Regions from separate parts of the Homo sapiens genome. Here region 2 is linked to region 1. Evidence: chromatin loops called from intact Hi-C (ENCODE). Cell type or tissue: CD14-positive monocyte. All regions are shown on one strand. Each heading gives the region's core, and the rest is flanking DNA. Links, peaks and the distances in the headings are about the cores only.

The links. A loop is a pair of places that touch in the nucleus more often than their neighbours do. Peaks named below come from ENCODE experiments on the same cell type or tissue, not always from the same donor. Only the 100,000 strongest peaks of a DNase experiment are listed, where the experiment ranks them.
Region 2: it touches region 1 in a loop (4-fold over the local background); 2 of 110 quality-filtered maps call a loop at or near these places.

Annotation. Positions count from the first base shown.
Region 1 is chr13:76,871,798-76,884,293 of GRCh38, reverse strand. KCTD12 (potassium channel tetramerization domain containing 12) reads left to right here. Exons shown (of 1, transcript NM_138444.4): 1 at 1-4,119. Among named protein-coding and RNA genes, the nearest start is that of KCTD12, 8.4 kb to the left of the region's middle. In CD14-positive monocyte, for the core only: no CTCF peak of the experiment used is centred there; DNase peaks (open chromatin) are centred at 3, 1,693 and 4,613; H3K4me3 peaks cover 5,969 bases; H3K27ac peaks cover 6,780 bases.
Region 2 is chr13:76,933,638-76,947,442 of GRCh38, reverse strand. LOC105370269 (a long non-coding RNA gene) reads left to right here. Exons shown (of 4, transcript XR_001749929.1): 2 at 4,572-4,682. Among named protein-coding and RNA genes, the nearest start is that of ACOD1, 8.0 kb to the left of the region's middle. In CD14-positive monocyte, for the core only: no CTCF peak of the experiment used is centred there; DNase peaks (open chromatin) are centred at 8,052, 9,822 and 10,512; H3K4me3 peaks cover 552 bases; H3K27ac peaks cover 2,792 bases.

The sequences.
Region 1 (12,496 bases), core at 1-8,000:
CACCTGGCAGTGACTGTAGGGAGCTGGGTCATAGTGCACGTCGTGGGTATTAGGAAAGCCTGTATTCTTTCAATGAATGTCAGTAGGACCTTCCTTTAGCTGTAAGACTTGGTGGGCGGGGTGGGGTGGGGAGGGAGGAAAGGGTAGGAAGGGTGGGAAGGGAGAAGCAGACATAGTCATTTATGATTTGAAAGTTGGAAGTTTGTACCATCTGTTTGAGTATATGCACATTTAAAAAATATCATATAGTAAATGCAAACATGCCAAGTATTTTATAAAGATTAATAACAGACCTACTCTTACCTGGCAGTTTACTTAACTTACTGTTTTGAGTCCTAAACTTAGAGTTGTTAATGCTTATATATAATCTAACCAAAGAGTTACCCAGTAGGGTTTTAGTTTTTGAACTTTTATTTTCTTGTTGATTATAAATCCTGATTTTGGAATCTATTGCGCAAAAGAAGTTTCATTTTGGTTACTTAGACCTAAGATCACTTATTAAAAATCCTTATTTTCTCCAAGCCCAGCAAACGTTGACTTCTGGGCAAACCTGAAAACCTGAAAATGCCACTTTCATGCAGTTTGTTTGAAGTTAAGTGGAATCCTTTCAAATGACGAGCTGCAGAGAACTCAGCACCAAGGGCTGCCTATCTGTAGATAGCTGTAAAATGGAATATTTTTAAATGAAGGCAAATAAGTACTTAAAAGTGAGCTGAGCAATAAAATGGTCCAATAATAGGTAAATGCAACAGAAACAGAAGGAGACCTGGTTGCCTTATGCCTTTACTCTTACATGGAATAAATTCCCAATGCATATCCTATGTAAACCATAAGTGAAGGGAAATAAACCTCGTCATGCTCCATGCTGTGAGGTGTCCTTTGGATATTCTGTGATGACAGAGAAGCCTATTTTGTTTTGTTTTCAGCATCTTTCTCTGATGTACGTTTTTAAGGATTTTGTAAGAGCTGTTTTCAGTGTTTAAATTAGTGCTATTTTTCCTTGTTTTTAAAAATGAATCTCGTACTGTATCTTACTATGTCCATACAGATGTTACAAATCGACAGTTTTATTCTTAGACTCATGTGATCCAAGCTGTATATACCATATATAAACATTTTACATGAATCATTTAGTTTTTTAATTCATTTACTAATGCTATAAAATTTCCTATATTACCCCAGTAATTTGCATCAGCTGGTTTATATACTAAAGCAACATGTTTTGATGAGTTTCTTACATCCTTATCGAGGAATTGGGTTAGGAAAAAATACATAATTGTAAAACTGAGTTTGCTGTATTATACTTTTTTTCTTGAGTATTAGTTGTATTACTAATCATATGTTGATTAACTGTCTACTTAAAGTCAAGGTACCTGTATTTTTAATCCACTAATTTTTTTTTAGTTGGGAAATAGATTTCAGGTCTTTTATTAGACTAACATTTTTTGAGAAGTAAAATTGACTTCATATACAAAGCCTGTAATTTTAGGCGAAATGGAAGCAGAAATCTAGGAAGTTGTGCTTGCTTGTATGTTGAGTTTGGTCTCAGACTAAGTAATGCATCAGAATTCATCTGTTTGAAGCCTGAAATAATTTAGGACTCTGATTCACTGACCAAAAGTCAGTGTTGCAGAGATTTCTCTACCCCGTATGGTATTTTGTTAGATTGTTCAACAGGAAGCACATGATTGAGAACATCTTGGGACAGACCAAAACCACTGACAGATGGCAAGGCTCGGCGATTCTGATTTCCCTTCTCAAATCTGCTCAACTCCAAGAGTCTTGAGAAACTGCTAAAATTTTGCCTCTGTCACTCAAGTCTTACAAATGTTATCTTGTAAACCTTTGAGGTGAACTATTCCACTGTCTTGTACATAGGCATCTTATTCACTGCACCCTGTCACACCCAGCACCCCCCGCCCCGCACATTATTTGAAAGACTGGGAATTTAATGGTTAGGGACAGTAAATCTACTTCTTTTTCCAGGGACGACTGTCCCCTCTAAAGTTAAAGTCAATACAAGAAAACTGTCTATTTTTAGCCTAAAGTAAAGGCTGTGAAGAAAATTCATTTTACATTGGGTAGACAGTAAAAAACAAGTAAAATAACTTGACATGAGCACCTTTAGATCCCTTCCCCTCCATGGGCTTTGGGCCACAGAATGAACCTTTGAGGCCTGTAAAGTGGATTGTAATTTCCTATAAGCTGTAATAGTGGAGGTATTGTGGGTTCATTTGAGTAAGCCCTCCAAAGATACCATTCAAATAACCTGGGAGAATGTCATAAATTATTCAGATAATTAACACTGCATGAATCTGATTCAGAGGCATGCATTTACATATGTTGCCCTAATTACCATTTGATGATCATAAATACAAGTGAATGACATTGGACTTTTAGTAACAAACTTAATTTTTAAAAAGGTGTAGACAATGGTGGTTAAAAAAAAAAAAAAAACAGGTACCAGGTTCTGTGTGTTTGCACCAAGTAATTGACATGTTTTTTAATACATGTGGACCATGAACAGTATTCATTCTACTTTTTCAAATGATATGCTGTAGAAAATATTCCTTGAAGATGTGAGATTTAAAAATTTTTCCCTTTCAATGTTGTTATGTATTCTACTGGTTTTTGATTGATAGCACAGTGATAAATCATAATACTAGACAAAATTGTCTTCTCTTTCAAACCAGAGCCATATATATGTCTGTATATATGGGACCTACTGCTTCTCTGAGGAAATGCATAATCTGTTAATATCAGACAAAATGAGCAATTGGCAGTGCTCATAATATATTCCAATTTTTATTGGAATTTTCGATGGAATGTTATTTCAATAAAGCCATGTAAGGTGAAACTTTGATAACTTTTTACTCTTCAAGTTAGGGTAAATTCTGATCCAATATTCAATTCATTTGTGTACTCCCACATGCAAAATGCTAAATTACAATGCAGACATTAAGAAAAAGTATTGACTGGAGGGGTTGAATTCCTTGAGAATTTATTTTATAGTCTAAATCACAAATACTTTACTCAATTTAGTTTTTAAAATAGTAAACTGAATATTTTTGTTGTAAGCCTATCAGAGTCAATCCTTCGTTTGGAATTGTTTTCCTGTTTTTCCTTACTATAAATCATTTAAAAACTGAATTCATTTTCTTAGATGGCATAAGTCTGTCTCTTGAGAAATAAGTAAAATACTCCTATTTTCAGTATCTGTAGCACCTGAAATAGGTCTTTGTATAGCCAGAAACAAGTTATGTTGAAGTTAGCTTTTCTTTGTCAACAGTTTTGGACAATAAAAATCTGAAAGTATTAACACTTGATTTTCTACTGGGGCCCTTCAAACTTGGTTGGAAGAAATTCAACCAGAATATCTACATTAGAGTATAATCATGTGTGGTAGGAAGATGGACTAGTTAATCAAGATTTGTTGTCACTTAAATTTTTTGTGATTTTTTTCCAAGCCAGTTTTTTTAAATTCTAAATGTGTTTTGAGGTATGGGTACATTAATTGTAATGTAAACTATTATACAACTGTTTTTGCGACTTTATAGGCAGGTAAATTTTGCTATTACTATTGAATACAAATGACAATTCATTTATGACCACTCAAACAGCGTTAGTAACCATTTAGTGACAAAGGATTAAAACATCCATCTGGATGTTAATTTTGAAGATGTAAATTATATGTTGTTTAAATTTTTCCAGGCATCTGAAAACCTTATCTGCTAGACAATGTAAGATTCACACAGAGTTATCTGGGATTCTGATTTTTTAAATAGTACATATCATTAAACCATTTTCTCTAAATGTAAGAAGAGCAGAAAAAATCTTATAAGATTATCAGATTTTTCTAATGACACAGAAATGTAAGAAAAAAATCCCTTTATATTGAAAAAAGATGCAGTCAAAGTCTTTTCAGACATGCCCAAACTTTGAGAATTTCTTCAACCATCTAATGCTATAAAGATTTTTGTTCTTCCTGTTCACAACCAGTTGTATAACAGAAATACTAGCTACTGTTTTCCTTCCTGTGTGTGAAGTAATGAATCATTGATTATGTGACTTGTTATGTATTCAATTAAACACTAAAGAATAAAACATTCACTCCTTTAATTATTCCTCTTGGCTCCTTGGCATGGATTGGCTTGAACACTGGTCTAATTTCATTTACGGGGTTCTCTAAATACTGGCAACACTTCCCAAATTATTGTGGGACTACTGCTGAGCATTATGCCATCAGAACTCTTCACCAAGGAACCGGCCAGCAGGACCAAGCACAAATAGCTTCTTTCCCCAGAGTTTATTGTCAAGAATGCCCAGGCGGTCTGGTACTTAATATGGAAGAAATGTTTTTCACAAACATTTTCTTTGACTTCTCTGCAGCATATGCCACTTGCTGTGTATAGGGACAGGGAAATAGAAGCTTCGAGATGTGCTTTACTTAAAAGTACAGTTCATGAGAAGGTTCTAAAAAATGTTGGGAAAGAGGAGCTGCATTTTTTGATGTGGGGGCACTTTACTGCCTCATCTCTAGTGGTTGATGTTCCTCCTCTCTAAAGAAGGCACAGTGCTGCTAAGATTGAGAAATCACAGAAACAAGTCGTCTGGGTTATGGCACCGGAAGCCATGAGTCAGGCGGGTAGAGTGAGCCAGGCTTCACCCTTCCTCTTTCCTTTTGCCTGTACTTCCTCTGGATAGCTTTTGTTTTAAAAGTGTGTGTGTGTAGACACATTATTTTTTGAAAATGTAATACAGATTAACCCTCCTCCAGTAACCGCTAGTTTTTCCTAGAGGCCTCCCTTTTTTTTTTTTTTATCTTTTCTGTAGAAATCACACCTGTTCTGTGTCTTGCTTTCTGTTTGTTAACTACATATCCTGGAGCTACTGCAATGCATGAACATGTGGCAATGATCTACCTCATTTTGTTTGATAGCTACATGATATTCTACATGACACGCCATTGTCTAGATGTGCTGTCGTTTATTTTGTAAGTCCTTTATTGATAGGCATTTAAAATTCCGGGTATTTTTTTTCTACTCCAAAGAGTGCTGTACTGAATGTCTTTTTACATATATGCAAATATATTTGAGTCCAGCTTTTTTTGTATGAAGTGATGCCAAGAGAGAAATGACCAGGAGGTACTTTTTCCTTCTTGAGGAACTATGGAAACAGTGGGATTCACTGGAAGCTTTTTAGGAATTGGTGGGGGTGGTGTGAAATCACTCTAGAGTCATTAGGTATATAAGTGTGAAGTTTTATGTAGCTTTTATATTGGAAACAAGGCCCCTTCCCTTTGTTTTATACCTCCTTTCAAATTTTAGATTTTTTCAATGAATTATGACCAATATTTTGGTTTTAGGTATACAGTATATCTAGAGGAGCCATGTTATATCCCATACTTCTTAAGGAGGCACCTCGGGGGGATTTGGAAAAGGATGGGAAGTTATAGAAGAAATATGGGGTGCCTTCTGGAATCTCAGTTTTACTAATTAAGATATGTACCTATGGATAGGGGAATTAGGTCCTTTCACTGGTAAGTGATTTATAAAAATCTGTTTCATTTTATGGAAGGATTGAGAAATTTTCATGAATTTAAGAGAGAAAACCCTACATGTTAAAGATACTCTGAGCTTGTAGTATCCTAGGAATGAGTGCACGCTCTTCTGCCGTTAGGAACTTGGCGATGGTGGTAGTGGTAGAGTTGAGAACTTCTGTTGGCATATACTGGGCTTGATTTTTGAGAGATAGTTTAGGGAAAACGTCAGCCTCCTAAGTTCTCTGCTTTACTATGCTCAGGTAAGAAGTTTCAATGTCCCTCTGGGGCCCAAGGGCACCTTCTTTACCCTCACAGATCTCCTAAGAGTAGTGGATGGGGCGAAGTAGAAAAGAGGTCATCGAGGCTGTTTTAGGCCATTAACTCTTAACTTGGCTGCTGCAACTTTCCCCCTTGTAGAGCAGCCATTGAGGATTCATTCATTCAAAATCTCTGAGTACTTACTGTGTGCCACACTGTGCCAATCTGATAGGGAAACGGGGATGACTAAGACACAGAAGTGCTGAGGATCAGTAAGAGAGCCAAATAATGATAGAATGACTTGGAAATCAGGGCTAAGATAGTCTGAGCAACTGAGGGAGTCAGAAAGGGAGATACCTAAGTCAGGTCTTAGGCTTGCTAGAGGAGGAGACACCAGAGCAAAGGCTTAAAAGTGAAGAAGAGAAAGAGGAGAGGCCTGCTAAGTCCAGGTCAGCTTAGTGAGGAATGATCGGGAGACAGCAAGAACTAGAAACAGCTCAGTGTTGCTGAAACCTCATGGCAAAAGCAAAAAGCCCTCTATGCCCACCAAAAAAACAACCAAACCAAACCAAAACCAACCAACCAAACAAAAGCATAGAGAAGCAGTAAGAGCCAGATCAGGGTGAGCCTCACGTAACCCATTACAAGATTTGAACTTTGGTTCTCAGGGTTTACTGAAGAATTTTAAGCAAGGTGTAAAGTAATCAGAGAATTCCATTCTGCAGAGAACGTTTGGGGGCTCTGCGAGGAATGGGTTTGATAGGCATGGCCAGGAGTCAGAAACCAGGAAGGAGGCTGTTTATGCGAGTCCAGATGAGAGGACCACACGAAGCCATGTGCAGATCTCCTGGCTGCAATGGGGGTGGTGGGGAGTGGGTCAGGTTTTGTTCATCTTTATTCTCCCTTCAAACCTCTCAGGTTATGCATGAGTGAGATTTCTTTGCAGTGATATTGGACACACCATGTTTGAATGAGAGACTCTGATGTTCTGTTAATCCCTAGGTCTCATCATCAAGAGACATAGAGTCTTTAGAGAGACCTCATCAATTATTTAGTAGGTACTGTATTGAGCACCTATTATTATGCATGCGAAGTCCCCAAATGCGAAGTCATCCTTTCAGCTTCAACGACCATTAATTGAGCCCCTAATATATTTGAGACGCAGCCTTCTCCTTTACCGTCACCAACAGAGAGCAAAATGGTCAACTGGCCAAGTACTTATAGAAGTTAAAGTATTTCTATAACTACCAGACATGACAAAAAACTTAGCATCGTTGGACTTTACACACATTTCATGGTTGAAATTTTATGAACACTATCTTTCCCTCACAATTCTGTTAAATACACTTAACAGCTACTAAGAATGATCTCCGCTTCACCCTCCCTCCTTTTTTTCAGAGTGAAAAAGATGAAGCATAGGAATGATAGATTCTAAAATTAATTATTTGGAGTTCTCTTTTGTTAGAGTAACTGAAAACATTTCCCCAGTTATTTATCATTTATTTCTTAATAATTCATTATCCTGGGGCCGGGCGCGGTGGCTCACATCTGTAATCCCAGCACTTTGGGAGGCCGAGGCGGGTGGATCACGAGGTCAGGAGATCGAGACCATCCTGGCTAACACAGTGAAACCCCGTCTCTACTAAAAATACAAAAAAATTAGCTAGGTGTGGTAGCGGGCGCCTGTAGTCCCAGCTACTCGGGAGGCTGAGGCAGGAGAATGGCGTGAACCCGGGAGGCGGAGCTTGCAGTGAGCCGAGATCGCGCCACTGCACTCCAGGCTGGGTGACAGAGTGAGACTCTGTCTCAAAAAAAAAAAAAAATAATAATAATAATAATTCGTTATCCTTCTCCATTCTGCTTTTTGGGTGGGTGAGGGAAGAGTAGAATCCAAAGTTAGAGCAAGCTCTCATTTCTGTATACAGAAAGAAAAGGGCAGTGGAAATATCTTCTTTCTCTGTCTTTCCTTTTTGGAAAGCATTGAATAAAAAAAAAATCACAGTTTTTAAGCAAGAGGAATGCAAGAGAAACGAAGAGTTTAGGCTCATTGATGACTTGGGTTGCTTGCCTCTATTATATAGAGCAGCCCTAATTCTGTTATGTAGTGAGCCCTTAGCTCACCCTCGACATCTATTTGCCCATTTATAGAATAGAAAAAGCATTTATTTTTCTATTTTGCCCCAAGGCTCAACATAGTACATAACATGTAATAGAGGATCAATAAAGGTTAGTTGAATAAATTAATGAATGCTTATGTTAGTTCATTTTTTTTCACATATAGGGAGAAAAAGAACTAACTTGAAATTTGCCAATATTTGCTTTTTTTTTTTCTTTTGAGATGGAGTTTCACGCTTATTGCCCAGGCTGGAGTGCAGTGGGGTGATCTCAGCTCACCACAACCTCTGCCTCCCAGGTTCAAGTGATTCTCTTGCCTCAGCCTCCCGACTAGCTGGGATTACAGGCATGCACCACCATCCCTGGCTAATTTTGTATTTTTAGTAGAGATAGGGTTTCTCCATGTTGGTCAGGCTGGTCTTGAATTCCCGACCTCAGGTGATCTGCCCACCGCAGCCTCCCAAAGTGCTGGGATTACAAGTGTGAGCCACCACGCCCGGCCTTAATCTTTGCTTTTTAAAATAATGCTACGAAAGATCAATAATCCCCCTTTATACCTATATATTTGAAAAAATAGAACTAGTTTCATAAATAAATATATAAAAATGATTATCCTTTCATCTGACTTGAAAGTCAGAAAGATTAGGATGAGAACTAATTGATTCAGGTATCTTTTTTTCTGAATAGTTATTATAGGGCAGCTGCTCCAAAGCCCCATGTGAATTTCTGGCTAAAGGAGAAAATGCTCGGCAATGTTTCCATTTTATGACGAAAGTCAAGCTCACTGACAGCTGTATTATATACTTTCCTCTGGGGCTATTATTTGGTACAGATTTTTGAAAATCTTAACTGGAAAGTTTCAAAAGGTGCCTCTAAAAGTTGTAGGAAAGAAATTTGACCTCCCTGAAATGCTGGAGTATACTATTTCAAATGTTCTGTTGGTGAGAATTGTGGGTTTTAAAAATGACAGTTGCAAGTACTTAAAAAAAATAAATGATCTGTGCAATGATGCTCTGACCTTACAATAGTGAATATATATATTTTTTCCTGCCCAGAACTCCATGTGTTCAAAGTATAAGTTCTCTTCATGAGCTAATGTCAGAAACGGAGCTGTTAGTTAAAATTTTGCCCACTAGTTTTGGGAGTATTACTTTAAAAACATAAGTACAGCAAAGACCAAAAAACAAGAGTGAAACTTTATTGTATTGTTGTTGTATTTCTCCTCTGTAACATATACATAGTCTCCTTCTCCCAGTATCTAAGGAGAACTCTCAAAGAAGTTTCATGTTATTATCGTTTAGTTTAATTCTAGGTTTGAGTCAATTTGGGGATAAGTAGGCAAATAAATATTTTTGTGTTAGCTCTAACAGTTGAAAAGAGCTTTAGGGGGGCTTCAATTCTTTGACATTCATCTTTAACTTCATTTTACTTTGTGGATCTGGACACAGTTGATAAATCTGCCAGCAACTTCCCAGTTAAAAGGCTGATACTAGTGGCTATGAACTGAATGTGTGTGTTCCCCCCAAATTAATATGTTAAAGCCCTAACTCCCAATGTTACTGTATTTGGAGGTAGGTCCTTTATGGAAGTAATTGAGGTGAAATGGCATCATAAGGGTGGATTCCTCATCCAATAGAACTAGTATCATTAAAAGAAGAGGAAGAGAAACCAGAGTTCACTCTCTCCTGCTTACAAAAAAAGAGTTCATGTGAGCACAGAGAGCTGGTGGCCACCGACAAGTCAAGAGAAGAGGTCTCAGAATGAAACACACTCTGCCGGCACCTTGATCTTGTCTCTCCAGTTTCCAGAACTGTGAGAAATAAATTTCTGTTGTGTAAGCCACACAGTCTATGGTATTTTGTTATGGCAGCTGGAGCAGACAAATGTATTAGCTTTCATTTAGTTATAGGAAACTAATCAGAAATGGTCTTTAGCCAAGAAAGAGTAGACACAGGGAGTCACCTTATCTTGAAAAAAGGTTGAAGTTAATTTAAAATTGCTACAGGCTTTGGAGAGAAACTGTGTGGAGCTCACTGCTTTAATTGTGACATGGCGTTACCTTACAGGGACATTTTTAAACTAGGGCTCGGAGTTGTATGGGGATTACTGTTGTTGTATGCGGTTCTGTGAAGGAAATTGATATTGGAGACATTTAGTAGCTGTCATTACCATCCACTTCAGTCCTTGTCTTTCAAAAATAAGAATGTCTGAAGTTCTAGTACAAAAATGATATGAAAATGTTTTCCCCAATGCCAAAGTTTGCAGTTTTATGAGAGTTGGACAAAGAGGCTATTTGCTTATTAATTTTGAAATTAAAAAGATTTTTTTGGTAGCTTAATGCTAAAGATATGTTCTGAAGAATCTTCCGTAGTCCTTATGGGCTGTGGACAGCTAAAATCGAGTTTATTAATAAAGCTAAGACTATGGGAACTAACCTTATTAGTACAACTTTATGGAAATTCTGTCTTAGTAGTTAATATTTTGTATCTATTAAACCAAAAAATGGTTTAGTCTAAAAGCTAACAGCTTTAAAAAATGATTAGTATGCTTTTGTTTTAATATCACTTAGCCAATTTATATGGTATGTTTTTAAACAAAATGAGATATTTGTTAAAATAAATTTTCCAATTTTGCAGATACAAAAACATCCCAGTCTAGTCAACAACCTTATATTCTCTCCATGTACTCTTTGAGACAACCAGATTCCTCTTTCAACATAAGTTCCTTTGTCTGTTGAAAAAGAAATAGAGGAAGAATGGAGTTACTGAGGCATTGAGTAGTGGGAATGTATGAAGCATAACTATGAAATGACAAAAACGTTTTTATTTTTTGTGTTTCATTTCATTGTAAATTGACATACAAAGTTGTATATATTTATCTTCTACGAGATGATATTTTACAATATGTATGTTGTGAAATGGCTAAATTGAGCTATTTAATGTGCATTACCTTGTAGTTACCATTTTTATGCTGAGAATACTTAAAATCTACGCTCTTACCATTATTTTTTAAAATTTCTTGTCCACAGCATGAATATTCCCTTAGAGTATTCATGTATTTTAAAGAATACAACACATTATTATTAACTGTAGTCACCATGTTGTACAATAGATCTCTTGAACTTAACTGAAATTTTGTCTCCTTTGACAAACGTCTTCTACCCACCGACCCCTCCCCATCCCCCACTGCTCCAGGCCCTGGGAACCACCATTCTGCTCTCTACTTCCACTAGTTCAGCCTTTTCAGATTCCACAAATAAATGACATCATGTGGCATTTGCCTTTCTGTGCCTGGATTATCTCACTAAACATAATGTCCTCTAGATTCATCCATGTTGTTGCAAATAACAGGATTTACTTCTCTTTTTATGGCTAAATAGTACTGCATAGTGTATATACACCACATTTTCTTTATCCACTCATCTGTTGATGAACACTTAGGGTGATTCCCTGTCTTGACTGTTGTGAATACAGCTGCAGTAAACACGGGAGTGTAGATATCTCTTTGAGATACTGACTTCATTTCCTGTGGATATATACCCCGGAGCCAGATTCCTGGGTCATATGGTACTTCTATTTTTAATTTTCTGAGAAACCTCCATACTGTTTTCCATAATGGCTATACTCATTTACATTCCCACCAACAGTGTACAAGGGTTTCCTCTTCCCCACACCTTTGCCAATACTTATCTCTTGTCTTTTTCCTAATAGGCATCCTAATGTGTGAGGTGATATCTCACTGTGGTTTTGATTTGCATTTCCCTAATGATTAGAGATGCTGAGCATTTTCTGATATACCCATTGGCCATTTTTATGTCTTCTTTTGAGAAATGTTGATGTCTATTTTGGTCTTTTACTCATTTTAAAATCATTTGGTTTCTTGCTATTGAGTTCCTCATATAATTTGTATATTAACCCTTTCTCAGATGTATAGCTTGTGAATATTTTCTTCCACTCTGTAGGTTGTCTCTTGAATCTGTTGGTTGTTTCCTTTACTGTGCAGAAGCTGTTTATTTTGATGTAATTCCATTTGTCTATTTTTGCTTAAGTTTCCTGTGTGTTGAGGTCTTATCCAAAAAATCTTTGTCCATACCCATGTCACAAAGTGTTTTCCTTATGCTTCTAGAAGTTTTACAGTTTCAGGTCTTAAATTTGTCTTTAATCCATTTTGAGTTGCTTTCTGTATATGGTGTGGGATAAGGACCTAATCCCATTTTTCTGCATGTGAGTATCTGGTTTCCTCAACACATTTATTGAAGACAGTATTCTTTCTTCAAAGATACTTGGTACCTTTGTCAAAAATCGGTTGGCTGTGAATGTGTGGATGTATTTCTGGACTTTCTATTCTATTATTAATGGTGAGCATTTTTCATATGTTTATTTGCCACCTGCATATCTTCTTTCATAAAATGTCTATTAATACTATTTGTAAATGCCATTCTTCAAAACAATCCTTTTGGGAGACTACATTTATTTCAATAAGAGCTACAGGAAATCAATTTAAAATAATGCTTGGCAGATTATTAGTCAATAGAAGGGAGAGGCTATCTGTTAAAAATGTTGATGTTGGGGAAGATATAAA
Region 2 (13,805 bases), core at 5,806-13,805, 57 kb before region 1:
GTCTGCTTCAACACAGCTTGTCCAGGCCTCTTTGCCTATTATCGATCACTATGATATGGCTTGCCTGGAATTAACTCTGCTCCTCTGGGCAATTGCCACTTCCCCTGGATTGCCTACTTCTGGCCAATTGGTTTGCACTTACAGTGGGTACCAAAAACAAGTGATTTCAAATCTGAACCTGTTGTTCTAGATATGGTGGCAGAATTTGTCTTTGGAGAAGACAGCATTTAAATTATGGAGGAAATCTCCATGAGCCTTGAGGTTCCATTTCAATCCTATTAGGGAAGAGTTTGGGACAAAGGAGTTAAAATGCTCTGTGTAAAAATGCAAAAGCCCATCTTTCTTGTGGGTGGGGGGAATTCCCTCTTATCCTGGGATGGGTCAGCCTTTTTGTTTTATTCAGGTCTTCAACTGGTTAAATGAAGCCCATTCACCTTAGGGAGGAAAATCTGTTTTACTCAATCTATTGATTTAAATGTTAGACTCATCCAAAACATTATCACAGAAACACCCAGAGTAATGTTGGACCAGCTATCTGGGCACCATGTGGCCCAGTTAAGTTGACATAACCATCACACATAGCAATAGATAGTTAATAAAGCTCCAAGCTGATAATATGACTTATAAGGGCCCTTATAAGACTGTAGTTATCTCTTCATGCTCAAATCAAGCTTAGCGTCTGCCACCCACCACCCATTATGGGGCCATGATTTTTATTGTCTAAGGGACCTTTGTAGCAACGATTCCCTCTTACTTCTTATGTCTTCTCTCCCTACCCTTCTACCTTTTTCTTCTCCTTCACTCTACAACTTCCCTTTTCTTATCTTTCATCTAAGCTAGTGGTCTTAACTGGGGATGAGTTTGTTCCCAGAGGACATTGGGCAATGTCTGGAGATATTTTGGTTGTCACCAAATTGTGGCATCTTATGGGTAGAGTCCAGGTATGTTGCTAAACATTCTACAATGTACAGTACAACCCCAACAACAAAAGAATTACCAGGCCCAAAATGTTAACAGCACCAAAGTTGAGAAAACCCTGTCTAAAGTTTTACACAATTTTTACTTTAGGAAGTTACATCTAGGGCTGGGCTCATGCTTGTAGTCCCAGCACTTTGGGAGGCTAAGGCAGGAGAATCACATGAGCCCAGGAGTTTGAGACCAGCCTGGGCAGCATAATGAGACTCCATTGTGGCAGGCCAGGTCTCACTAACCCAGGCCTACATAACAACTGTTTCAGCACTGACTGAGTGGTTAGGTTAAATGTTAAAAGCTGATAGAGGCAGTGCCCTCATACAAAGGCTAGAATGCAACAAAAGCCCACCAAGAGTTTTGCCTAGGCTTTTCCCGGGTCTTATAGCATGACAAAATAATGAAGGAAGTCTTAACAGGACCCATTTAGGATTAAACAAGTTTTCTTGTGGGTCTGAAGGAACTCCTCAGACCTTCACAAACAAGCTTTACTGGGGACTAGAGGAACTCTCCAGACTTCCATGATCTTGCCTCCATCAGACAAATTAAGGGTAATCACTCCAGCACCTGAATGCATTTAGATTAAGTAAATTTACTGAGGCTCCAGAGGAAGGTCTTCAGGACTCAGATCTTAGTCATAGATTAGAAGAAGTTAATCATGTATGTCTTTAGATGAATGCACACTTACACACAGACATATCGCTTAAAAGGTATATAAGCTCTGGGAAACTTTGTAATTTTGAGTTGGTCTGGTGATAATTTCCAGGCCTTCTCCCTGTAACTGGTTACAGAAATAAAAACCTCGCTTCTTTCCCAGTTCATCTGCATCTCATTATTGGGCCATGAGAATAAGCAGCCCGACCCTCAGTTTGGTCCAGAAACACTGTCTCTACAAAAAAAAAAAAAGGAAGAACTACATCGAAGAGCCCACCACAACATCCTAAGTTTAGGTTATGTGCCCTACCTGTATGTTCCCAGGGGATATAAGTTTCCCCTCTTTGTACCCTTTGTTAGATAGGAACATTCTTTTTAGGCAGGGAACTGATCTACCCTGTTGATCACAATATCCCAGGGTCTCACACACAACTTCACACATAGGTGGTGCTCAGTAAATGTTGAATGAATTAATGCAAACCTGATGCTTTCAATTAGTCAGTCATATTAACTCATGCCCTCATCCCCAACAGAAATGTGTCAGGAGAATCTATTGTTTATTTTTTTTGAGACAAAGTCTTGCTCTGTCACCCAGGCAGGAGTGGAGTGGCACAATCTCGGCTCACTGCAACCTCTGCCTCCCAGTTCAAGCAATTCTTGTGCCCCAGCCTCCTGAGTACCTGGGATTACAGGAACCCACCACCACACCTGGATAATTTTTATATTTTTAGTAGAGACAGGGTTTTGCCATGTTGGCCAAGCTGGTTTTGAACTCCTGACCTCAGGTGATCTGCCCACCTCGGCCTCCCAGAGTGCTGGGATTACAGGTGTGAACCACCACACCGAGCCGAGAATCTATTTTTTAATGGCTGTGGCTTTTATCCTGTTCTGGAGTGCTGGTCTGCCAGCAAATAGAATACAATGAATAGATCTTTATCTTCATCCTGATAACAGCAGCTCCCCTATAAGGGATGCTTGTGGGAGAATGTGAACTGTCAGAGTAAACTGGAAATATTTGAAACAACAAATCAGGAATGTGAGAATAGAGACTATTTTGAAAAAAGAAAAGCCATTTAATTTGTTTAATTTTGTCCAAAATAGCTGATTACAGTCTTTGAATTTCAGTTTCCTTTTTTTCTGACTTGCCCTTCTTTGCCACTATTGGGCAACATCGGATGAGTCAATCTCTGGATTGTTATGATTAAGTTTCATTTGATTGTAAGCCAATGTTTTAGGAGAAAATACAGCGGTAGCAATCAGGGTTCATTTCCCCGATTAATTTTTTGTTAATTCATTTGGGTCATTGAAACGTACTTACCATGAGAATGGTTTTATAAAAGATGAAACTTGGGGCAAATTGTGTTTAATTTCTTTAAAATAACAACAGCAACAATTATCAACAATTACCAAAATTGTTTCCACCTTAGGCCATTATCTATATGCCATTGTTCTGGTTCCATTTTTCCCAGCCCTTAGGACAGCATCACATTTTTCTTTTCTTCTCTTCCTTTCTCTTCTCTTCTCTTCTTTGCTTTTCTTCCTCTTTTTTTTTTTTTTTTTTTGTCAGAGTTTCGCTCTCGTCGCCCAGGCTGGAGTGCAATGGCACCATCTTGACTCACTGTAACCTCTTCCACCTCCTGGGTTCAAGTGATTCTCCTGCCTCAGCCTCTGGAGTAGTTGGGAATACAGGCCCGCACCACCACGCCTGGCTAATTTTTGTATTTTTAGTAGAGATGGGGTTTCACCGTGTTGGCCAGGCTGGTCGACAGCATCACATTTTAACAAGGAAGGTGTAAAATATTAAGAAACTATATTTAAAAACGAATATTTAGGAGAATGCCTCATAGAGTCAGTGTTTATTTTGTATGTATATGTACATTGTGCCTTTGTTTTATTAAACTTTGTATGGAATTTTTTAAGCGTACAGGAAGGGATTAAGTTGCAGGGACTATAAAGTGAGGAATCAGTACAATTGAATGGCTGTGTGGCTGTAAAAGCATTGCTTAAATATGACTGTCTCAACATATTTTATTGTGAAGAAATCTTTACATTTGTGAAAGCTCAGCATGGTTATGATGCATTCTCCAAATCATTCTACCTTGAAGAAAACTATTGTTTGTTGCTTTCTCATAAGCATCAAATAGACTGTTAGTGTTTCTTAGTTAACTAGCAAACATTGAGTGATTATCCATGGGCTGTATTGCCCTGTACCAAATGTCTGCTAAAAACAGAGTAAGATGGATTGATGCCTTATTTGAATAAATCCAGCAGACTTTAAAAAATATTCCATGCAGAAATTGTTTATGCACATTTAGCAGACAGAATGGAATTGAGGTAGTTTGTGCTCTTTTAAACTTAAATATAGAATTATCCCAGACTTTAAAAGCAATATAGTTAAATATCTCAACAGCAGAAATCTAGTTACATTCTTTTGATATTCCCATTTCAAACCAGAGACTCTATTGGAATATCAAGTCTTTTTTTTCATCTCAGAGCAATTTTCTACAATTTTCTGGATTCCATTTCTTCTTTATTTCTCTTTCTGAATATAGATTATTATGACTCTGGATTTTTTCTCCTTGTCTCCACTTGAGTTTTATAATCTCCATAGTTTTGCATAGAATTTCCATTCAGTGTTCTGGTAGAATTGTATGACTTGGTCTTCTAATCACTAATTTGTTCCTCAGTTGTGCTCATTTGGCTTTTCAGCTCCTAATATGTTTCTTATTTTGGCAACCATGTTTTTCTTTTATACTAACTCTTGTTCTCTGATGAACATTTTACATAGCAGTGTTTTCTTATGATATGTCATAATGGTTTGTGATCCTAATGTCTCAAAAGGGAGTCACTCATGTCAAGCTGCATTAAGCCCACAGTGAAGCTGCACCTGCCTCAATGTGATAAACATACATGTAATGGACAGAGGTAATAGCACCTGTTGTCACCAGGTACCACCGAAGACCTGGACTGAACCCAATAGAAAGTGAAAAGTGGCTGAGGATTATAAAAGCAGCAAAGACCAGGCCTTCTCAGAGATGCCTTTGGAGACTCTGCCCGGGGTAAGTCTGAGACCTTCTCCTGTCTTGGTGGATGTCAGCAGAGAGAAGCAGTGACCCTACCAAGGACTCAGGACCCACTTGACTGGTGTGTTAACCATTGGTCACCAGCACGGTTGCTGTGGTTTGTTACCTGCCTCTGATTATTCCCTGTGCGTTGATATTAATTGCATGGTTGGTGGTGTGTGAAGTCCTCTGTATAAACAGTGAATTTGATCACATGTAATTGGCTATTGAGACATTGTGAAAGTGGAAGCTTCTGTTGGAGTTAGTGCCCGTAAGTGTGAACTTAATTAACATATCCATTGGCATGGCCGGTAATATCTTGTTTTATGAATCTTGTAACTTCTCAGTGTCTTTGAGAAAATTACTTCAAATATTAAATACAAGTTTTCTTCTGGGACCTTTTACAAGGCTTCTTCATCTTGGCACCTCTCTTTCATGCTGTTGGTTTTATTCATGTCCAGTGATTCTGCATTGTTCTTTCATATATTGACAAATACAGATTAAGTCAGATTGTAGTGTTGGGACATGACCCTCAACTGCAGGATTTCTCTGACTGCTGTCGACCTGCCTCTGTGTCCTCAATTCCCCAAGCTAAAATGACCACCCTTAGGCTTGGAGATCATGGAGTTTGCTGGTCATTTCTTAAGGAAGCTCTTAAACTCAGCTAAAGTGAGAGGCACTGGTCAGGGTGCCAAAAGAGCAAGGCTAACTGTTCAGCCACGCTTTCATATTACAGTGTTAACATTTAAAAAATATGCAGGTCACAGACCTACAGAGAGAGCTTCAGGTTTACTCACTATTATCTCTTTTTAATTAATTAATTTATTTTTGAGACAGAGTCTTTTTCTCCCAGGCTGGAGTGCAGTGGCACAGTCATAGCTCGCTGTAACTCCAAACTCCTGGGCTTAAGTGATCCTACCACGTCAGCCTCCCAAGTAGCTGGGATTATAGGTGTGAGCCTCTCACCCTGCCTCTGTCATCTCATTTTGGATTACACTAAACGTTAGAATATTCCGTGTCTGCTGTGGGTCCAATCGGCTGTGGTCAGGGCTGCTGGAGTCTCGTGGGACTTCCGTGGTCACTTCGTTTTCAGAGGGGACGGTGGCATGCCACGCATTATTGGGCTTGGCTCTTCAGTTATGATGATATTCCCTTAAGAACTGTCATCATCTGCTTTTCTTTTCTTTCTTTCTTTTTTTTAGAGACAGAGTTTTGCTCTGTTGCCAGGCCTGGAGTGCAATGGTGCGATCTCGGATCACTGCAACCTCTGCCTCCCGGGTTCAAGCAATTCTCCTGCCTCAGCCTCCTGAGTAGCTAGGACTACAGGCATGTGCCACCACACCCAGCTAATTTCTTTTGTATGTTAGTTAGAGACGGGGTTTCACCGTGTTGCCCAGGCTGGTCTCAAACTCCTGAGCTCAGGTCTCGAACTCCTGAGCTCGGCCTCCCAAAGTGCTAGAATTTCCTGAGCTTGGCCTCCCAGAGTGCTAGAATTACAGGCATGAGCCACTGTGCCCGGCCTGCTTTTCATATTTTTTCATGTGGCTTTGACTGTCCCATTTAGTAAATCATAGATCATTAAGCAAGATATTTTGTTGCTATCTTGGTGATTTTATCCCCTTCTCCATTTGTATTTTTATGGTTGTTGGGGCTCAGAAAACAATACCTTCAAATGAAAGCCTCAGAAGCAGCCTCAGAAGCAAAGTCTGTCTCCAACCTTTTGCCCTCCTGTCTCTCGCCCCTCATTCTCCCTGAGGCAAAGCATAGAAATTAGAACCTCTTTTCCCTAAAGCCAGCCATAGAGCCTAAAAATATTCCTCTAACCTTCCCCCACATTTCTGTGTAACAACTGGCCATAAAGAAATTAAGACTCTTGTTTCAGGCTGGGCACAGTGGCTCATGCCTGTAATCTCAGCACTTTGGGAGGCCAAGGCAGGCAGATTGCTCGAGCGCAGGAGTTCAAGACCAGCCTGGGCAACATCGTGAAATCCCATCTCTACAAAAAATACAAAAGTTAATTGGGTGGTGACACACACCTGTAGTCCTAGCTACTCGGGATGCTGAGGTGGGAGAATTGCTTGAGCCAGGGAGGCAGAGGTTGCAGTGAGCTGAGATCGTGCCACTGCACTCCAGCCTGGGTGACAGAGTGAGAACCTGTCTCAAAAAAAAAAAAGACTTTCATTCACAGCGGTTCTACCCAGGAGAAAGGAGTGCTGCACAGAGAAGCCAAGAAGAATCTGGGCATGCAGGCCTCTCTGGGTTTCCCCCACTGAGTCTATTCCCATTAGCTCATACCCTTTTTGTCCAATCCCCTTTCTAAATGGTTGTCCCTACGTCATAGAACCTAAGCGTAAAAATGAACAGTTTCCCTTGTATTTTTAGGCCTCCATCCTGAAAACTTCCATGTCACATAAACCTATGATCAAGTGTACTTGTTATGCTTTTCTCTTGCTAATTTCTCATTTGTTATAGGTGTATTGGCTACAACCTTTATGATGGGAAAGAGGGATCACCTGGGTGATAAATGAGAATTCTAAAAATGGCTTTGTGAAATTAGAGGAGAGGGAGTAAGGAAGGGAGAGAGAGAAGGGGCAGGAGAGAGAGAGAATCACAAAGAGCCATCAGCTGATTGCTGAGTCTGGACTCCATGGAAACATTACCCATGGGCTTATCTTGGCGAGTGACCACATATTCACAGGACTAGTTATCAGCTTTGCAGGGATTGATTCAATCCCAAAGTTGACTAGAATCTTGGGGACTGACTCTAGTAATCCAAGTCACATGAGAATGAAGAATCAATCAGAATTCCAATTTATTAATTTACATTGATCAGAATTTTATCATTTCTAATATGTACAGGAGTGTGTTCTTGAGGCCCTTCTCTATATCAAGGTGCCTGGGAAGGCAAGTTAACAATGCTCACTTGGTTAGTAGGGAAAGAATGAGTGCTGAGGGCTCCCTCACACAGATCACTGAGAAGCCATGATATCGTCTATCTCCCTGGTGCCCAAAACATATGGGTCCACAAGATTCTCTGCTATATGTACTTTTCCAATTTCTTATTTTGCTTCTCATAAATTATCTTTATTTTGCTAACCTTTTAGCCTTTGTGAAAACATAGCATGAACTTACAGCACAATGCAATCACACATTCCTGGATTTTAAATTTATACCCCAACACATTACCCTTGTTTTGTGAGTGGGTAAGTGAGATCTGTACCCTCCAAGTGAATTACACAAAATAACACCGTCTCTGAATATTATAGGGATGACAGCTAATACAAAAAGCTCACTATCATCATGTTTCAATGTGAAAAATTCTTGTCAGTTGAAATATTTGTCATGACTCATTCAAAGTATGCAAATTAGCTATGCATTTCAACATCTTAATACTTCCTCCAAATTTTAGGAAAAGAGTTAGAATTAATGTAGCCTCTTGTGATGTTTCGAAGGCTTGGTACCTTCCGTATGACTACTTGGGTTCTGCCTTCCAGAATTCCTACTTCATGTAGCTCCCTTCCTCCTTCCCTTCTTTTTTACCCCTTGGTATCCACTAAGAACATATTTCCCCACCCTCACCGTTTAACATTATTAATAAAATCTAGTTTGCAAAGATTTTCAAACTTTCTGACTATGGCTTTATATTTTGAATTAGTATTACCTTTTTCCCCACAAACTAAAAAAAAAAAAAAAAATCCTTCTTGCTCTTAGATGTGTGAAAATAGGAAAAGGAATGGTAGAAATCAACAGAAAATCTTTTATACATGAGAAACACTGCTAAGGACTGTGCATGTGGAAGAATAAGATGGTAGGGAAATACAGTTAAAAACAAAATCTCCTCCCAGCCCAGAAATCCTCTCTATTGAGAAAGCAGAGAAAGAAAACACATTTATTATTCAATAAGCGTTAAACCAGAATGTAATGCACATCACAGGCAATCCTCTATGAGATGGCAAAGACAGAAGTCTCATCCTTTTATATAACCAAGCAGATACAACCCACTACCTGCATGTTGTCAAGATAAACAATAACTAGTTCTCAAGAAGACATGACAGCACCATTTGTCACACAGCTCATTCTAACTTTACTTGATAATTAGGGTGACCATCTGTATTAGCTAATTTTCTAGAGAAAAACAAATTTCATATCATGGTGACAGGATTGCTATAAAGATAGTAGTTTTTCAACATGGAGGCACCCATCAAAGTTAGGCATTCCCGTGTTGTGTGTGAGGTGGCCCTCAGCATCCATTCTTCCTTTAACTAACCGAGTGAACATTGATAACTTGCCTTTCCAGGCACCTTGATACAGAGAACGGTCTAATAGCAGACTCCTTATAGACACTAGAAATGATAAAATTCTGATCAATATAAATTAACAAATTGGAATTCTGCTTGACTCTTCATTCTCATGTAACTTGGGTTAGTGAGAGTGAGTCCCCAAGATCCTGGTCAACTTTGGGTCCACTGATTGACTCAAGCCCTGCAAAGCTGATAACTAGTCCTGTGACAATATCAGCCCATGGTTAATGTTCCATCTCATTTTCCTCTGTATCTATAGTATCTATTATCTACCACATTCTGGGTGCTGAATGAATAAATATGGATCCTGGGTGCATATGGCAGTTCCAAGTCCTCATCCCATTCTGGTCTTTAAACAGTTGAGAAGTAATATTTCAGTCTTGAGAGTGACATTCTGCTTGCATGTCCTAAATTGGACAACAGGGACTTCCCTGAAGGGTTTAGAATTGCCCTGTCTCCAAAGACTTCTGGAATTTTAGGGACCAGTTTCAGCTCAGGCACTCACCTTAGGATAGGATGAAACCTGGGGTGGGACCAGTTGCTATCAGGGAGTAATGAGGGGGAGTTTAGAGAGGCCAGGTGGCCTTCTTGGGAAAATGCCTTCATGTCGTCAGCTGCATGTCCATGGCTGGATCCAGCTTTAGTACTGAGGATTTACAGGCAATCTGCCACCGGGGAAATGACAGTCTCACTAACAAACTGGTGAGAGTCTGATGCATAGATCAGAATGCCAACGTATCATTTTAGTTCCTTTATATTGCAAGGCTAGTTTCTTTCATTATCTGGGGTCCTTCCCTATAGCAACATGGCTGGGAAGCCAGATGAGTCATGGAATGTTGCTTGCCAAATGTGGAACTGGAATGAAGCAGTGGGAGGGTGTATTAGTCATGGTTCTCCAGAGAAATAGAACTAATAGGATATATGTAAACATATAAGAGATTTATTATGGGGATTGGCTCACATGATTATGGAGGCCAAGAAGTCCCACAATCTGCCATATGTAAGTTGGAGAACTAAAAGATGGTGTAATTCAGTCCAAGTCTGAAGGCCTGAAAAGCAGAAGCTCCAACATCCTAGGGCAGGAGAAGATGCAAGTGCCAGCTCAAGAAGGAAGAGAGCAAATTTGCTCTTCCTTTGACATTTTGTTCTATTTAGGCCCTCAATGGCTTGGATGATGCCCTCCCACATTGGTGAGGGCGGATCTTCTTTGCTCAGTCTACTGATTCAAATGCTCATCTCTTCTAGAAACACCCCCACAAACACACTCAGAAATAATGTTTTACCAGCTATCTGGGCATCCCTTAGCTCAGTCAAGTTGATACATAAAATTAACCGTCACAGGATTGGAGGGACATTTACCAAGGCCTTGGGAAAGCCAGTTGGAAGTCCCTGCCCCAACATAGCAGATACTTCTCTGTTGGTATTTGCCAGATACAAATTCTCCCCAGTTTATGCTAGTTAGCTTCTGTTCCTTCTTTGTCTTTGTTCCCCTTTTAAAATTCCATACTAATCATTCACCTGTTGTTGCAACACTCAGACACGTGACAGCACATAGTTGTTAGGCCATCTTTTCAGTATAGTTCTTGCAAGAGATTAAACTTGAGTTCTTGTAACTGGTAAGATGGCAGCTTAACAGTTATGGCACATCTTCAGACATAGTGGCACATTGTGTCTCCCTGAGGCCATGCCAATTCTTGGAAGTCTCTTGTTTCATCTAATACTTGGTATGGGTCATTTGTACACAACTCAGTCATTGTCATGGATTTGGCTAGTTTAATCTGTATTTCTCAGTTCTGAGGTGGCTTATGTTGCTTCAATGTGCCAATAACGAGGATTAGGCCCAGTAGTATATGGAGTTGATCATGTCTTAAAGTATCAAAATCTTCGGGTAAATAATTAGTAAAAAGTTGAAGTATGAATAGGAAATCATCTGAGGAATGAGATGATTAAAAAAATAAAACAAGTCCAAAAGCAAGAAGTCTCAAGTCTTCTGCCACCATCCATGAAACTGCGATAGGCTTACCCGTTAGCTTGCACGTAGGGCAACATCTCAGACCGTTCTCAGTTCTTGACAAAGCATCCTGAAGAAGGAAAATGTGCTTCTGAATTGCACAAAGGCACCCTATGTACTAGCAACAGCTTGGAAGGAACTAAGTCTAGAGCATAAATATGAAGAATAAAGAACCTGGGCCAGGCACGATGGCTCATGCCTGTAATCCCAGCACTCTAGGAGGCCGAGGTGGGAAGATCACTTGAGGTTAGGAGCTCTAGACCAGCCTGGGCAACATGGTAAAACCCTGTTTCCACCAAAAAAATAAAATCCATTAGCCAGGTGTGGTGGTGCACACCTGTAATCCCACCTACTTGGGAGGCTGAGGCAGGAGAATCACTTGAACCCAAGAGGCAGAAGTTGTAGTGAGCTGAGATCGTGCCACTGTACTTCAGCTTGGGCGATAGAGTGGGACTCCATTTCCAAAAAAAAAAAAAAAAAAAAAAAAGAATGTGGAGATGATGAATAAGCACGGACTGTGTTTTCCTATCCTTGAGTTTCTCATTTACCTGCAGTTGGGCCCATCACAACTTCCAGGATCAATGCTGACAAACTTAAAAGATGCAAGACACTCAACCCTGGACACTAATAAACTCACTTTGAGGAGATTTTGGAACTCTGATGCCTAGGTAATGCCCCAGACCAATGAAACAGACTCTGGGGGTAGAACCCAGGTACCGGTATTTTAGAAAGCTCCCCAGGTGATTCCATTTGCAGCTAAGGTGAGAGCCAGTGGTGCGGCCTTAAGTTCTGAGAGTTACTGATGATGATACATCCTTGTGGGTGGCCAGCACACACACATCTCCTAATGTGTACCCCAGAGATTTAAGGTGTGTTCCTTTTTTCTGATACGTACCTGACTTTGGGCAGAGTCCTGCCCTTTCCCTAGTTCTATCCTACTCTTGCTTGGTCTTTCTCTAGGACCCATAGATCTCTTCAGATGGCTCCTCTTATCTGCTTGCATTTCTGACTTTTGTCTAATCTCTCACAAGTTGTGTTAAACTTCTTTGGTTTATTGGTTAATTTGTTCAGTTAATTCTTTCAAAACCCTAAGCACTGAAAGAAATATGGAACCCTTATTTTCTTTCCCCACACTTGTAATAAAAATATTTATTAAGCACTTACTATATAGAAGGCATTATTCTAAGAGCTTTGCAAATCTGATGTAATATTTAATTCTAACAAAAAATCCATTATCCCCATTTTATAGATGATAAAACTGAGGCAATGCAAGATGAGTAAATTCCAAAGTTATCTAGCTGTTACATGGTAGAGCCAGGACTTAGAGACAGGCAGTCTGGCTCTAGAGATTACACCAAGTCATACTAACCAATAACATTAATATGAAGAACCCGAATAATGTGATTTTCAACATGATATCTATTTTCATGTTTTCTTGAAAAATGTTATATTCTTCACAAATTTTTTTCTCATTATTTTAGTGTCCCTGTTTAGTGGGTACCTTAAGCACATGCCTATCTCTGTGTTGGGCAATCCAGCACTGCTCTACTAACCCCTGTCAGACTTCCCTCCTGCTGACTGCTGGTTTCAATGACATCCATATGCTCAGATGTAGGGAATGCTCCTGCCTGATGAAATTTCAGCCAGAGCTGGTGGCAGGGTCTGCTTTTCCAGGGCCCACTCACCAGTGTGGGCAGATTTGTTAAGTGCTCCTTTCCTGCAGTTAACTTAGCCATGGCCAGACTGTCCTGGATGTCTCAGACCCAAGAGAGCCTTGATTTCTGTCTTAATAGTAAACAATAAAATCGGTCCATGTTGGCAGGAAATTTACTTTAGAGCAGGGTGTTAATTTTTCAGAGCAGTGGTTCTCAAACATTTTGTGCATCTGAATCCTCAGGCTGTCTAGTGCAAACACAGATTACTGGGCCTTAACCCAAAGTTTCTCATTCAGAATGTCAGGGGTGTGCCCTGAGAATTTGCATTTTTGGATAAGTTTCCAGGTGATGCCTGGGCTGCTGGTCCCAAGACGACACGCTGAGAACCATCGCTTTAGATCTGTGCTGCTGAAATGTGGTCCAGACTAGCAGTGTCGGCATCACCTGGGAACTTGCTAGATATGCAGAATCCTGGGCCACAGCCCTAATCAGCCCCTACAGAATCAGAATCCATGTTTAACAAGTTTCTGAAAATGTAATTTATATGCACATTCAAATTTGAGAAGCACAGGTTTGGGTCACCTGTCTTGATCCCATTCAGGACTTTCAATGTCAAACAAAGGAAAACCTTATTTGACAGCAATATCTGAAATAGTTGTAGCATTAAACTATATTCTGGCCACAAAAAAGATGTAAGAAGATGATATGGGTGATTTGGGGCAAATCTGTCAGAACTCACTCCAAATGGCTCAGCGTTATGTCCTTCCGACAGAGGAAGGGTAATGTCTTCATATTAATAACAATTTAAAAGACTGTTAATATGCACATGCTCAATGCAGCTAATTCCGGAAGAAAAAAAGAACTTTAAAAAATAGTTTTGGCTCCTTTTTTATCAGTAAAACTATAGATTCACATAAAACATATACTCAATTTAAAGGAATACTTTGCAAATCAGAAATGAAAGCTGTTTGTTCTGGGTCACTGACGGTAAAAAGTGGGAAAAAGGGAAGCCCTTTTTTTTTTTTTTTTTTTTTTTTTTTTTTTTTTTTTTGAGACAGAATCTCGCTCTGTAGCCCAGGCTGGAGTGCAGTGGTGTGATCTTGCCTCACTGCAACCTCTGCCTCCTGGGTCCTGGTTTGAGCAATTCTCTAGC